Regions from separate parts of the Mus musculus genome. Here region 1 is linked to region 2. The links are chromatin contacts, found by Hi-C or POLR2A ChIA-PET in ENCODE. All regions are on one chromosome and are shown on one strand. The core of a region is the stretch at or near the end of the contact, and the rest is flanking DNA. Distances in the headings are between cores, read along the strand shown. Region 1 holds the start of 9330133O14Rik (RIKEN cDNA 9330133O14 gene). Region 2 holds the start of Map1lc3b (microtubule-associated protein 1 light chain 3 beta).

Region 1 (7,312 bases), core at 1,979-4,478, 850 kb after region 2:
TCTTTCTCTCACTGCCCAGATACAGCCGAGGGCGTTTACCAGGAATCATGTGCCTATGTGGCTGGTGGTCTATCTCCTCCACCTGCTTGTCCGCCCAGAGGAGTCCGGGTCCTGACCGTGTCCCAGATGGTACCGATCAGAACGGCCCCTCTGCCCAGGACTCCCGCGACCCCAAGCACAGTCAAATCTCCCAGAAAGGGCTGGAGCAATGGCTCAGTGGTTAAGAGCACCGACTGCTCTTCCAAAGGTCCTGAGTTCAAATCCTAGCAACCACATAGTGGCTCACAACCATCCGTAATGAGATCTGACGCCCTCTTCTGGAGCATCTGAAGACAGCTACAGTGTACTCAGATTTAATAATAAATAAATCTTTTAAAAAAAAAAATGTCCCAGAAAGCCTGAGGCGCAGATATCTGAGGGTGCCCGCAGCTCTTAGCTTGTAGCATCACACTTATGTCGGGTTTCTGCACATGCTTGGCTAATTAGGAGTTGTTTGGCCAGGCGATAACAAAAGACCCACTGGGCAGGTGATTTCACCCTTTGCTGCCTACAGACAGACATCTGCACACAGGTAGCTCTCCTGGAACCACAGGGCTGCTCTGAAGAACACAGAGCGGATGCCCTATGGCCTAAGGCTGAAGCCCAGCTGCCCTATACAAGACAGGAAGGAAGACCCTGGGGCCTCAGATGTAGGCACCGCTAGGGTATATGGCTTTGGGTACACTATTTTTTTTTGTTTGTTTGTTTGATTTTTGGAGACAGGGTTTCTCTGTGTAGCCCTGGCTGTCCTGGACTCACTCTGTAGACCAGGCTGGCCTCGAACTCAGAAATCCTCCTGCCTCTGCCTCCCAAGTGCTGAGATTAAAGGCATGTGCCACCACTGCCCGACTTGGCTTTGGGTACACTTATGTGGGTTTCTTCTTGCCCACTGGTCCCAGGTCAGCAACACTTGCATCAAGAAAACCCAGGCAGCTGAGTGCGACAAACTTTGTTTGTTTCAGCCCTGCCCTTGTTCCAAGGCTCTGTTAGCCTGGGAGTTCCACACTTTCCTCCCTGAAGGACAGCAGGCTGCCCTGGCTCAGCTGGCCACCTGGACTTCATCCACAGGGCAGATGGATGCTTCTCCCAGCCTGGCCTGCAGTTTCCAGAGGAGGCCTGATGGCTCCTGCAGGAACCCTACAGAGCCCCAGCAGGAACAAGTATCATACAAAGTAGGTGTATCTATCTGTCTGCCATAAAAGAGGTGGTGTCCCTCCTCCAATAGCTAAAGGTTATGCTTTGTTTTTTAAAAGATTTATTTATTTATTTCATGTATGTGAGTACACTGTTGTTGTCTTCAGACACACCAGAGGATCCCATTACAGATGGTTGTGAGCCACTATGTGGTTACTGGGAATTGAACTCAGGACCTCTGGAAGAGCAGTCAGTGCTCTTAATCACTAAGCCATCTCTCCAGGCCCAGCTAAAGGTTTTAATAGGACTTGAGTCTCAGTGCACAGCAGAAAACCATTAGATCTCACCCCAAATCATGTCACACCAAAAAGGAGGATCTCACACTGAGACAAAAACCAAAAGACACTAACGTTGAAGTGTCTAGAGATGCTGCAACTGCTGGCAAAGGCTTTAAAGCAGCCACCATGGAAGTGCTCCAAGCAGCAACCACGCAAAGAAGAAATGGCCCGCAAAGAGATGAAGTAAGAAATGGGGAGCTGGAGAGATGGCTCAGTGGATAAGAGCGCCGATTGCTCTTCCAAAGGTCCTGAGTTCAAATCCCAGCAACCACATGGTGGCTCACAACCATCTGTAATGAGATCTGACCCCCTCTTGTGGTGCACCTGAAATAGCTACAGTGTAATTATTTATAATAATTATTTATAATAATAAATAAATCTTTGGGCCAGAGAGAGCTGGGGTTGACTGGAGCAAGCAAAGGTACTAAATTCAATCCCCAACAACCACATGAAGGTTCACAACTATAATGTACTCATATACATTAAATAAATTAATTAAATCTTAAGGGTTGGCGTAGCACTGGTGGGAATACCAGCTGGGTACTGCCACCCCAGGGAACCCACAGATCATTAACAGAATGAAGAACTGACTCTTGTTCTCCCAGAGCTGCCAGGGCATTCTTCCTAGGAAGGATGAAAGTTCACACCAAAACCTGCCCATAAATGTGGCAGCAGTTTTCCTGGTAACAACAGAGCCCCTGTTCTAGGGCCTAAGCAACAGTGGGCAATGAAATCCTGCTGCGTCCACCTGGATAATCCTCGGGAAGAGCGTGCGTACTGAAACGAGCCAAACTCAAGAATCTACAGGCTGCGTGGATCCACTTCTAAATGACCACGGTGGAAGGAAGAGCAGAGGGAGACTGGGGTGAGAAGCCCTGGTCCCGGCAATACCTCCCCAGTTTACAAGTGTCACCAGGGAGGGAGGAAGATCTGCCCCTCACCAGCGCCCCTCGGATCCCTGCATGGCAACGCCCCCTTCATCCCTGAGCTACCCTCCCAGCCTTCTCCAGCCCAGCTACTCCAGATCCGGGACATTGGTCTTTCCCTCCAGCCCTAGGACCCTGAATCCCGGCAGCAGTGACCCTCATCTCCAGCCCTGTGCACATCGATCCCGGCACCTGTGCCCCGGTCTCCAACTCCCAGGCTCCCCGATCCTGGTTGTAGTAACCCCCATTTCCACCACTGTGCCCATGGATCTGACGGTGGCGAACTTCCCCCTCATTCCAGCCTGGAGGATCCCCTTTCCAGCCCAGCTACTCTGGAACCCGACCCTCGAGCCCAGGGGTCCCAGTGACTACAGCCTCCAGCTCTATGCCCCGATCCCGGCCGAGGTGACTGTTGTCTCCAGCACTCACAGTACTTGATAACTGCGATGTTGACCGGCGCCGTGCAGGTGACCATTAGGTCCTGAGGCTTTTCTGAGGCCATAACTGAGATGCTGGAGTCCCGAGCTAGAGAGCCCAGCACCGATTACCCGGTGTCTACAGACTCACGCGCTGCCATATGATTGGCCCGCTGGCCGGGCTTTTCCCGTGCTGTCCAATAGGCGACAGGCCGAGCCCATGATCCACTTTTTAGCCTATGGACAGGATCGAATGATGTGCGGCTGACACTGAGCCCGCCCCCGGTGCCTGCAAGCTCGTGGCTGCGAGCGAGAGGCGGGGTCCGCTCAGGGAGTGGAATCTACGCATGCGCAGGAGGTGGTATCTGCGCAGGCGTAGGAGGCCTCCTTCTTACAAAGGTTCCTCCTTCTGGCACAAGCACCACTGGATAGCCTGAGTGACCGTCGGGACAGCGGGGCCATCTGCTGCTGAAACAGCGGAGCTGAAAAAGGATACGCATCTAGCCTCTACGCTGCATGAAAAGCTCACTAGACGGTGAATCCGGAGGGATCCGCAGCCCAAGGTCGCGCCCGAGCCCCACATCCTGGAATCTTCTACATTCACAATCTGACTTCTCTTGTCACAACCTCCAGTCTCCTGGTCCCACAGTCTGGGGTCTCACAGCTTGCCTGAGGTGTCCAGCCGCCGCGCCGGCGGATGTACTGCATCCGAGATGGGCATTTTCTCTCCCAAGCTCCACACAAGCAAGAATTTTGTCGTTTTTTTTTTTTTTTTTTCCGTAGCTGAAATGGATCGGCACATTTCTGTGTCATTCTTACGGTACAGTTTAGTGACCTTTAGTATATTTACTTGATACAACCGTCACCTCTGTTTCCAGAACTAACCATCCATTCTCCAACAGAAACAGATACAACTTCCTGGTTCCACCTCCTGTAAAATCGTGGCTGTTGAATGGCTTAGAGTTCCGAAGATGTGCGAGCACACGATACCCACCCAGGCCACCAGTTCTGTTCCTAGGAGTGTGGATGGTACCTAATCCTTTCACAGCCTTCTGGCTGACATTTTCTACACAGTGAATGGGAGTTGCTTTTTTTTTCCATGCTGCTTTTTCTACGTCTGAGTTTCTTGGACACTTTCCAGCTGCACACCAAAACAGCTTCCTTGTTTGTCTAGACCGTCGGTAATTGACTCAAGCCGTCCCCCTTGGAAGCCATGCACCGGACTTTCCTTGCATTGTGTATAAGAGTGCTTGCGTAGATTCCTAGAAGTGGATGAACCAGCCAAGCAGCTATGTGCCTGGGGCGATGTTGATAGCTGTTGGCCGGCTGCCATCTTGGAAGCTGGATCGATTGCTCAGCTCTCTCTGCTAGAGCGAGAGTGTGTGAATAGGCCTTCTGCGCCACAGTAGACAGCCTGTCAGTCAGGCTGACAGCTGACCAATGGGAGTTCACTATTGTTTCCTTGTGGCTTGTGAGATGGCTCGTATTTTCAATTTCTCTTGCAATAACTTTTCTGCTTCATACACACACACACACACACACACACACACACACACACACACACCAGCAGAAAGGTGGTGTGTTTAATCCCAACACTCAGGAGGCAGAGGTCAGGTGGATTTCTGTAAATTCCAGGGCAGCCTGATCTACAGAGTAAGTTCCAGGGCTACACAGAAACCATGTCTTGAAAAAACCTAAATAAATAAACCCAAAGAAGAAGAAGGGGGGAGGATGTCTCTGTGAGTTCAAGGCCAGCCAGAAGTTCACTGTGAGATCCTGTCTCTAAAAAATAAAAACAATAAGTTAAAGAAAGAAGAGAACAATTAATTTACTCCGGAATGAATAGTTTCACCCATGGGTATTTTTGTACATTATCAGGTACAGAGACCAAGGTCACCTCATGAGCTGAAGGACACCAGTACCTGAAACCCCATATACTTTGAAGCTAAGAGTCAGTAGTAGGTCATCTCTCTACTCATCAAATGTTGTAAATGTCTGTCATGTTTGTGAAGTTCACTGTTAGGTCAGGGATACACACATGCATGAGACATGAAGGGAGGAGAGTCCACCAGGGCTGAGTGACCATCTGCTTGCACCTCAGAGCTTGGTCTGAACAGGCCAGCAGAGGGGACCAACGTGCAGCTGTGGTTCCCAGCCCAGGCACTGGGGACAGAAAACCTCTAAAAGCAACCTCAAAAGGGAGGATGCTGTTTGTGGATTTCTGTGCCCCTGTCGCTTGTCCCTTTGAACTCAGTTCCCTAGAGAAGTCTTCAGAGGTCAGAGTTGTTCCAGAGCACCTGGCCGGCCTGGGTAACCATAGAGACTGGTAGAGAGGTAGATTTCATCCAAGGGTTCTGGTTCCTTGTCAAAAACAAAAACAAAAAAAACAAGAAACAGCTCAGTGCAGGGCTGGCTGGCATGCGCAGCCAATCATGTGGGTGACTGTAGGCTGGCAGCTGTGTTTAGGGGGGCTAAGGTAGCAAAGGTCCGAGGGGAGGTTTGGGGCCTGGGCAGAACTAGGGGAGGAAGGAAAGTTGCATTGAGCAGAGGGGAAGGAGAAATGGTCGGGCCCACCCCAGGCTGGAATTTCCTTGCCCTGCCACAAGAAGCAAATCCCTTCCTTCCTCAGGCCGGGAGGGTCGTCACCAAGCCCTCCTCTGACCTGTGCGGGTTCCTGGGCACCAGCCCTCAGGAGTCATTGTTCCTTCCTTCCCGCTCCCCCTGGCTTGTTCTTTGCCTGGATTTTGGCCCCTGTCACTTGGCCCTGACAAATCAGGCCACTGCACTGGGCGACCTCTAAAGGCCCTCCTTTGTTTGGCCTCTGTGACCACAGCCCAACATGGCCTTTAAACAGGTATGCGCCAAACTTCCACATCTTCAGGAGTTAGGCAGCCTTACCTGAGCAGCCAGCCACTCCTTCCAAACAGCTGTATGCAATTCTGCCAAAAGTGCATGTAGCGTCACATCTTGGAGAGGAGCTGGAGTATTTGTGTGGGGAAGACTAGGGTGGGAGGTGTCCAGCTACATAGCCACAGCAGGGGACAGGGACTGGAGGTGGGGTGGGGTGGGGCATCATCTGTGCTGGGTGCAGACCCACCAGTGCGGCTGCTTTGACTTCACCCATGTTCCTGCCTATAACCCATTACCCATTGCTCTATCAGTAAGCCAAATAAACTTGTTAATTCCTCCGTGTGAACTTTGATGGAACTGTTCCTTAGTTTATCCAAGAAACCCTTAGTGAGAGGGGGTAGACATTGTTTATGTCTCCCCTAGGGAAGGCATTTTTGTCACCCAGCATAGTCAGTCGTCTGGCAGGATACAATAAAAGCAAGGTTGAGTGCGGGAAGAAGAGCACTGGTGTTGGCCCTGAGGTGGGCAATGAGACTGGCAGCTCAAGCTGTGCTACTTAAGGGGAAAGGACATATTGGCATGGTTTCCTATACCCATGAGGCCGTGGTATGTCCCCTTTGAGTATAGCTCATAGGGCAGCAAGACATGGGGATGTCTGTGGGGAAGATCTGGTGACAGTGGTCCTTACTTAGGTGTTAACAAGGGGCATGAGAGCCCAATGGCTGAGGTTTGCCCAGGGACCATGGAGATGCTTTGAGGACAGCTAAGGATCTAGAACAGCCCCTGGGAGTGATGGGGTGGGGTGGGGTGTAGCAAGCTGCTGCAGAGGCAGCCTAGACACTGCGAAGGTTAACAAGACCTACCTGAGGCTATGGTGGCAGCCAGGAGGGAAAGACATCACAGGATAAAGGGAGGAAGGCAGAGGTGGCTGACGTCTGTCCTCTGTGCTGGCCTCCAATCTGGAGAGGAAATGGGATAAAGAGAGAAGAGATGGTGGTATTAGCTCCCATCTTCTCAGAGCTTAGCTAAAGGGTAAAGAAAACTTAAATCAGGTCTGCATTGAAGAGCCCCTTCTGGAAGCCCGGAATCCACAGAAGGCTTCTGGTAGTCGAGATGAAGAGAGTAAAAGAGGCAGAAAACAGCGGTCAGAAAGGGGAGACTCTGGTCCAGTTCGCAGACATGGGGGACTTAGCAAGGGCCTGCTGGGGGAGACCATAGCAATCAGAGTACTCAGCACTGGAATTCAGCACTAGGGAAAAAGCGGACACTGAACCGTCTCTCACAGACTGATACAAGCGGCTGTGGGCTACAGGGACAGGTGGGATCCACGCGAGCGCGTGAAGAAGCAGAGACACTGAGCACGGTTACGCTAGGTTATGCATCCTCTAGGCTCACACGCTATAGGCAATAAGACTAAGACACTCGGATCCTCCAAAGCCTTTACTACTTCTTCACAAGGATCCCTCCCCACATCCATCTCCGGAGCACAAGTTACATTCCTGAGGCGGCACATGAGGCATCCACCCCATGGGCTGGCTCATGAGAGCCATCAGAGAGGAGGACACCTCCACAAGCATTGGGCTGAAGGCAAGTCCTTAGGGCATTGTCT
Region 2 (6,907 bases), core at 3,200-5,699:
AAAGGCGTGCGCCGCCACGCCCGGCGATATGCTTGTTTTTATTGTTACTTATTTTTTAGACAAAGGCGCATTATGTAGACCCGGATGGCAAGGAAGTCGCAGAAACCGTCCAGAATCTGCATCCAGAGTGGTGGGATTAACGGTGTGCCCACCATGCCCAGTTAGCAGCTAAATTTAAAAGCACCAGAAATCCCCTGAGTAAATAGAATAAACCAATAGAAACTCTTGTGTTCTCTTCTTTCTACTGTATGAGAACTATCTCAGGAATACATTCAGATGAAAGTCACACATGTAAATAAGCCATACTCTGTATCTTAAAAATTGTGCATCTTTCATTCGGGTTTTGATTGGGATTGGAGCGCGGGGTCTTTTGGAAACTGGCAGGCACCCCACTACTGAGCGTGGTGGCTTACTTGCCTAGTGGGTGTCTGACCCTGATTCAGTAAGTCTTGCGCTACTAGAAAAAAACCCAAACAATCTGGTGACTGGGATCTCCTACGTGACTCGAAAAACCGAAAAAAAAAAAGAGAGAGAAGAAGAAGAAGAAGAAAGAAAAAAAAAAGAGAGCCTTTTTCCCAGAGGGTAGGTGAGCCTTGTAAAGCACCGCTGACCCCCACCCAAACCCCACCCACCCCCATGTTTGATTTGTTTTCTTCTCAAGGCGCATGGTTAGGATATATGTTTCTAGGTTCACACTGCAATGAGAACTTGGGGTGGCTTTCAAAGGTGTAGACAAACATTGCAAGACAAAAGTGCAACTCTGCGCATCAGCCCCGAGGCTCTCGACTGAAAAGACGGAGGCCTGGGATTCTGGAGTGGCTTGGGAGAAGACGCGTCTCCTTCCCTTTGCCCACTTCCACAAACATTGCCTTTCCTGCATTTTGTACAGTTCAGCAATACAAACAAAAAGCTTATTTCTCTCTGTGTCTCTGTCTCTCTGGTTTGACCAAACAGGGTTTCCCTGGCTGTCCTGGAACTTGGTAGAGCAGACTGGACTTGAATTCATAGATCCACCTACCTGTGCCTCCCAAGTGCTAGGCTTAAAGCCAAATCCCGGCCAAAACAAACAAAAAGTCTTACACAGCAGCAGTTGGTAAAATGTCAGCAAAGTAAGGTTTATTATCACAAACACCTGGAGGGGTAAGTAGCTCCTTTGTTGTTATAGAATATAGCTACAATTTGAAAAAAGCTACAACTTCCTTTAGTTCCTTTAGGGACCAAACCCTGAGTCTTGCACAGATCGAGACCACCACACCATTTGGCCTCATCTTATGGGGCCCTGACATTTTTAATTGGCTTTGTTTTCTGTTGTGAGGTCAGGCAACGGTTCATCCCACACACACCAGGACTGTGTTTTCCTGAGCCAGGTGCAAGGAAGGGGGTTTTATTGACAGGAGAAAGGCTGAGGAAAGCATCAAAATCGGGCAAACCACCATGCTAAGCCAGCAGCGTTATCCAGGTCATTCCAAAGTCATTTTCCTTCCCAAGTGGGGATGGACAATAGAAAACTGACTGACATCAGACTATCTTAGAGAGCCGGGCAGTGGTGGTGCACGCCTTTAATCCCAGCACTTGGGAGGAAGAGGCAGGTGGATTTCTGAGTTCGAGGCCAGCTTGGTCTACAAAGTGAGTTCCAGGACAGCCAGAGCTACACAGAGAAACCCTGTCTCAAAAAAACAAAAACAAAAACAAAAAAACAAAAACAAAACAAAACAAACAAAAAAAACAGACTATCTTAGAGCCTTCTGTGCTAGCTGAAGAACCTGCTGGGGGTAATGGTTCTACAAATCCTGGTTCTGTCAGTTTGTGGTGGTGGTGGGGGCGTGGTGTTTTGTTTGAAACTTGTTACATAGGGTCTCACTGTAAAACTCTGTCCTGGAACTTATATATAGGCCAGATCTGCCTCCTTCTTCATCCCAGGTGCTGGGTTAAAGGCTTGGGCCACTACACCCAGCTTGTAGCAGTTTTAATTTATGCATGGACAATACATTTTAGAGTGACTCCATCTTTTTTTCTTTTCCCCCCAAGACAGGGTGTCTCTGTATAGCCCTGGCTGTCCTGGAACTCACTCTGTAGACCAGGCTGGCCTCAAACTCAGAAATCTGCCTGCCTCTGCCTCCCAACTGCTGGGATTAAAAGCGTGTGCCACCACCACATTCTTTTATCTTTTGATATAGGGTTACAATGGACATGGTGGCTCAAACTTTTAATTCCAGCTCTGGTCTACAGAGAGAGTTCAAGGACAGTCAGGGATTCACAGAGAGACCCTGTCTCAAAGGGAGGGACTTGGGAGTTATCTGATAGCTGAGGGTGACCTTGGAATTTTATTGCTTTGTTGGCTTGGTTGGTTGGTTGGTTGGTTGTGTCTCCCCCCCACCCACCCACCCAGACAGGGTTTCTTTGTAAAGCCCTGGCTGTCTTGGAACTCAGTTTGTAGACCAGGCTGGCCTCGAACTCAGAAATCTGCCTGCCTCTGCCTCCCGAGTGCTGGGATTAAAGTCGTGCACCACCACGCTCAGCTTTTTTAAAGGTTTTTACTTCAAGACTTCATGTGTATGAGTGTTTGCCTGTATGTTTACATATGTACCATGTGTGTGCCCTTGCCTGAGGAGACCAGAAGAGGATGTTAGATCCCCCAGAGTGGGAGTTACAGCTGAGCTGCCATGTGGGTCTGAGAACCAAATCCAGGTCCTCAACTAGAGCAGCCAGTGGTGGTTGGTTTTTTTGTTTTGTTTTTTTTTTTTTTTTTTTGGTTTTTCAAGACAGGGTTTCTCTGGCAGCCAGTGTTCTTAACCACCGGACCATCTCACCAGTCCCATGCGTGCCACCCTTCTTCTCCTTGTGAGACAGGTTCTCACAATGTAGGAATTTGTTGTGTAGAACAGGCTATTTCAGACTCACAGAAACCAGACTGCATCTCCCTTCTGGACACTGAGATAAAGGCCTAGGCACCGAGTCCCACTTGGCCTTGAACTTCTGATAAGCCTGCTTCAGTCTCCAGTGTGCTAGGATGACATGCCTTGGGACACCAGATCTGGCTTCCATTTTGACTTTTAGCCTGGTCTCTTGCACCTCAGACCAGAAGCTTCATACAAAACAACAAAGTTCGGGCAATTAACAATGCAAAGCAAGCAAACAAAGGAAAGTAACCAGCCCTCAGGATTTCACTCCATAATGTGTTTTCAGCTTTTCCCGGTCACAGAGATGTAGAAGATCCCTTGGACAAACAGCACTTGAAGAAGGTTATTTCCATTTAAAGGAGGAAGTCTGGGCTGTAGGGATAGTACAGTGTCAGGTGGTAGGTCTGCAGGGTCACAAGGCTGGCTCAGATGTGGCATCACTGGGGGTGGGATGGGGGTGAGGTGGCTGCTCCACACTCTAGACCTGTCTGTCACCTGCTCCTACAAACTGAAGATAGGAAGTAGCTTGAGGCCCAGAGAAAGTGCTAAACCGTGGCTGACTGACCATTGGCCTGGCCTGAGGAGACTGAAACCTGTCCTAGCCTGTAATCAGGCCCAGGCTCAGCAGGAGTCAAAGTGAGGACATGCCTGTGATAAAGCCACCCTGGGGTCACCTGAGGTAGAAGGATCTGTCTGAGAAGGGACAGCTGAGATAAAGCTCTTGGGACAGAACTGTGCTCTGTGGCTTTCCAAGGTGGATCCTGTCGGGATCAGGCCTCTGCTGCAGTTCCTGGACACAGTCTGATTGCTCACCAACCAAAAAAATCTAAAAAAACAAAAAACGTGATAGGTGGTAGTAAGGAAATGAGGGCACACATGGGCTAGCACCCTGGAAAGATAGGTGAGCCATGCCCCTCAAATTCCATGCTCAGCAAGCTCAGACACATAAAAGGGCTTTTATGGGAAGAGAGAGTGGACAGGTTGCACAGCAGGTGTTGTCATCGTCTTTCTTTTTGCTGGAACAAGTCATTGATCTTGCCCTCCAGTGACAAGTCTGTAGTCCCTAAGACCTTGCTTCTCTGCGACTTCGACTTAGGAGTAAATACTTGTGTTTATGGCAGCACAAGACTCGCAGGGGAAGAGCCACAAGATCAGATCCAACCATAAGTCTCCAGACGTCTCCATAATCGTAAAGATTTAGCAGGCAAGACCACAAGTCAGTTTTTTGTTATTTGGGTTGGGGGTGGGTAGAATTTAGGAATATCAAATACAGCGGCAAGGGAGCGGACATTGGACCACCAGCTGGATCATGCAAGGACTGAAGGGGAATGAAGTCTGCAGGACTCCATCGCACCAGCGCCCGACCCACGCAGACAGTTAACAGATGCTCGCCCAGCGTGTGCCCAGCGAGCGCCCAGCGTAGCTGGCGTAGGCGCAGGCGCATGGCTTGGGCGCGTGCACGCTTGCGCGCCGCCGAGCTTCCGCCACGCCTGTCATGGCCGCTCTCGGGGGCCGCCCTCGGCCCCACCCTCGGTGACGCGCCGCGAGTCACCTGACTCGGCTGCGGACTGAGACACACACAAGGGAAGTGATCGTCGCCGGAGTCAGATCGTCTGGCTCGGGACCCCCGCGCGCCATGCCGTCCGAGAAGACCTTCAAGCAGCGCCGGAGCTTTGGTGAGCCCCGCGGGCCCGGGGATGGGAGATCCGGGTGCCGGGAGCGCTGAATGCCCGGACGCCGGTGGTGTCTTGCGGGGCCGAGACCCGGCGGGGCCCGGAGCGACGCAGCCAGTGGGATATTGGTCTCGGGGGGGTTCGGTCTCCGGGGTAGCTCGGGTGCTCAGCGTCGCCTTGGCCGTCGGTCGCCGATGGGCTCGGCGTCCCCTGCGGGACTGGAGGCCCGACCCCGGTGGCGTAGGGTACCGCAGGCTCTGCGCGCTTGGCTGTGTCCTTCGTGGGCCCCAGGTCCGGGCGCCCCGCAAGCCTCGGAGCAGCACCCAGCCGCCTTTGCACCCGAAGTCGTCTTGGGCATATGTGTGTGTGTGGAGGGGGGGGTGGCCTTTGTCTCATAACGGAAACTTAACAGCTGTTTTGTTTTGTTTGCTTGTACTGATCTTAAGTTATTCTGGAACAGCCCTCAAGAAAGGAGTGTGGGTTGGGGAAAATGAGCCGTGCACAAACATTAGCTCTGACGCGGGTCCCCAGAGTGGCCGGGGGTAATCTCTCCGAAGCTCCATCTGGCTTGCGATTGTTTTTCTCTAGATTGCCTTCCCTCTCTCCCTAACCCAGCTATTCTGAAGAAAGCGCGGGCATCCGATTGCTGCGGCTTTCCTTTGCTTTTTGACTTTATTGGACCTAAACTGGTGGGCACTGACAGTTGAGAGGTTCCCCACACAGATGTTCAAAGCGGCCCCTTTGAGGAGGCCAGGACCGGTCTTGCTCCTTTCCAGTGAGTTTGGAGGGATTTAGGTTGGAGCTCTAGAGTTTCCACTATCCAGACTGCGGGAATGTTTACAAGGTGGATGGATTTAGGTAGGGCTCACCCCAAACCGACCCTTTGTAGCTGAAGCACCTGGGTGGGGCTTAGGGCGGTGAAGCTCAGGGTCCGCCTAGTGGCAGAGTCCCATTAGCTTTCTGTTATAAATTCTTACACTTCCAGTAAGCAGCGATCATCCCCAGTGCTGTAAGGAAGGAGACTGGCAGCCAGGAGGCCCGTGTAGGCTTGCAGATTCTTAGAAGGACGCGCCCAATTTCCCAAGTTTAGAACTGATCACGTGATTTCAGGCTTCTCAAGTGGTTCCACTGAGTTTTTCTGGGGTGATCCAGTGTTTGCTTCCCCACCCCCAAAACGGTCCTAAACTCCAGGTTACTGGGTGTGTATCCGCAGGAAAGCTTGTTTGCTCAGCCTAAATAAATAGCCCCGGGGAGAATTCCCATCCCTGTGAAGGCATTGCTGCTGCCAGGGGTGGTGATCCACGCCTTTAGTCCCAGCCTTGGAGATGATGCAGCGAGACCCTCCCTCTCAACTACACACCTAGGTGGCTTCAGTACAGGCTATTGGCCTCTGCACAGCTGTCTGCTTAAAAAGTGTCTCAGCTCTTGCAGGTTGCCTCCTAGTTCCCTGGCCCTACAGCCAGCCAGGGCTGGGCAGATCCTCTAGGCCTTCAGTTTGGACCCTTGTTTGCTTTAGTAAAGACAACTATTCCTGACTTTCCCTTTATAGTTGTGGTGGACCCTGCAAGTCTCCTCTTACCAGCTTTAACCATTTCTGCCCTTAGATCTCTGGCCCTGCTCCCATCTCAATGAAGGCAAGGGGTTTCTGCTGTCAGTGATTGGTTGGTTGATTTAAACAGGGTCTCATTGTGTGGCTCGGACTGGCCTTGAACTCAAGAGATCTTCACGTCTGTCCCCTGAATGCTGGGATTGAAGGTGTGCCATTGTGCCTGGCTGGCTGTTTGTTTCTTGAGACAGGGTTTCTCTATGTAGCCCTGATCAGGCTGGCCTCCAACTCCGATAGGGATCCGCCTTCAGTGCTGGGATTAAATAAAGGCATGTGCTACCACAGCCTGGCAAGTTTTGTTTGTGGCTCAAGCTGGCCTAGAGCTTGCCGAGCCGGGTTTTAGGTGCTGTGCGTTTAACTTTTTCTTTTACATTTTATCTGTATGGCTCATTTGCCTACATACATGTCTGCACCCTGTGCATGCCTTGTGCCCATAGATGTCAGAAAAGGGAGTTATAGGTGACTGAGCAGCTGTGGGTGGTGGGAGCTGAGCCTGGGTCCTCCTGGGGAGAAGCTGCTCTGAACTACTGAGCCATCTCTGAAGGCCGGAAGCATAGTGTGCCAGGTGTGTAAGTGGCTGTTTGTTAGAATGAAATCAGTGCAGTGACTAAACCCTGAGGTGGTAGGCAGGTGTACAATGGAGGGTTCCTCTGGGAAGGGGCAGGGAGCCCTGTGTATAGATGGCCCCATCCCATCTGTGGTGTGACGGAGACATGGGGCAGAGGGCT

What was found. A loop is a pair of places that touch in the nucleus more often than their neighbours do. ChIA-PET counts read pairs that join two places held with the same protein, here RNA polymerase II (POLR2A).
Region 1: a map of T-helper 17 cell shows a loop between it and region 2 (3-fold over the local background). The contact joins the promoter of 9330133O14Rik here to the promoter of Map1lc3b in region 2. A Hi-C loop is called at or near these places in 1 of 37 maps with a recorded cell type or tissue (T-helper 17 cell). POLR2A ChIA-PET finds 5 or more read pairs at or near these places in 1 of 5 experiments (Patski).

The regions. Positions count from the first base shown.
Region 1 is chr8:122,440,428-122,447,739 of GRCm38, forward strand. 9330133O14Rik (RIKEN cDNA 9330133O14 gene) reads left to right here and starts at 3,229. Exons shown (of 1, transcript NR_045696.1): 1 at 3,229-6,049. It overlaps Mvd (mevalonate (diphospho) decarboxylase), which reads right to left and starts at 2,995. Exons shown (of 10, transcript NM_138656.2): 1 at 2,867-2,995. The coding sequence starts at 2,939. It overlaps Gm51557 (a long non-coding RNA gene), which reads left to right. Exons shown (of 3, transcript XR_003947483.1): 3 at 20-269. It overlaps Gm20735 (predicted gene, 20735), which reads right to left. Exons shown (of 3, transcript NR_015497.2): 2 at 6,567-6,662; 3 at 4,841-5,214.
Region 2 is chr8:121,585,989-121,592,895 of GRCm38, forward strand. It overlaps Map1lc3b (microtubule-associated protein 1 light chain 3 beta), which reads left to right and starts at 4,450. Exons shown (of 4, transcript NM_026160.5): 1 at 4,450-4,576. The coding sequence starts at 4,537.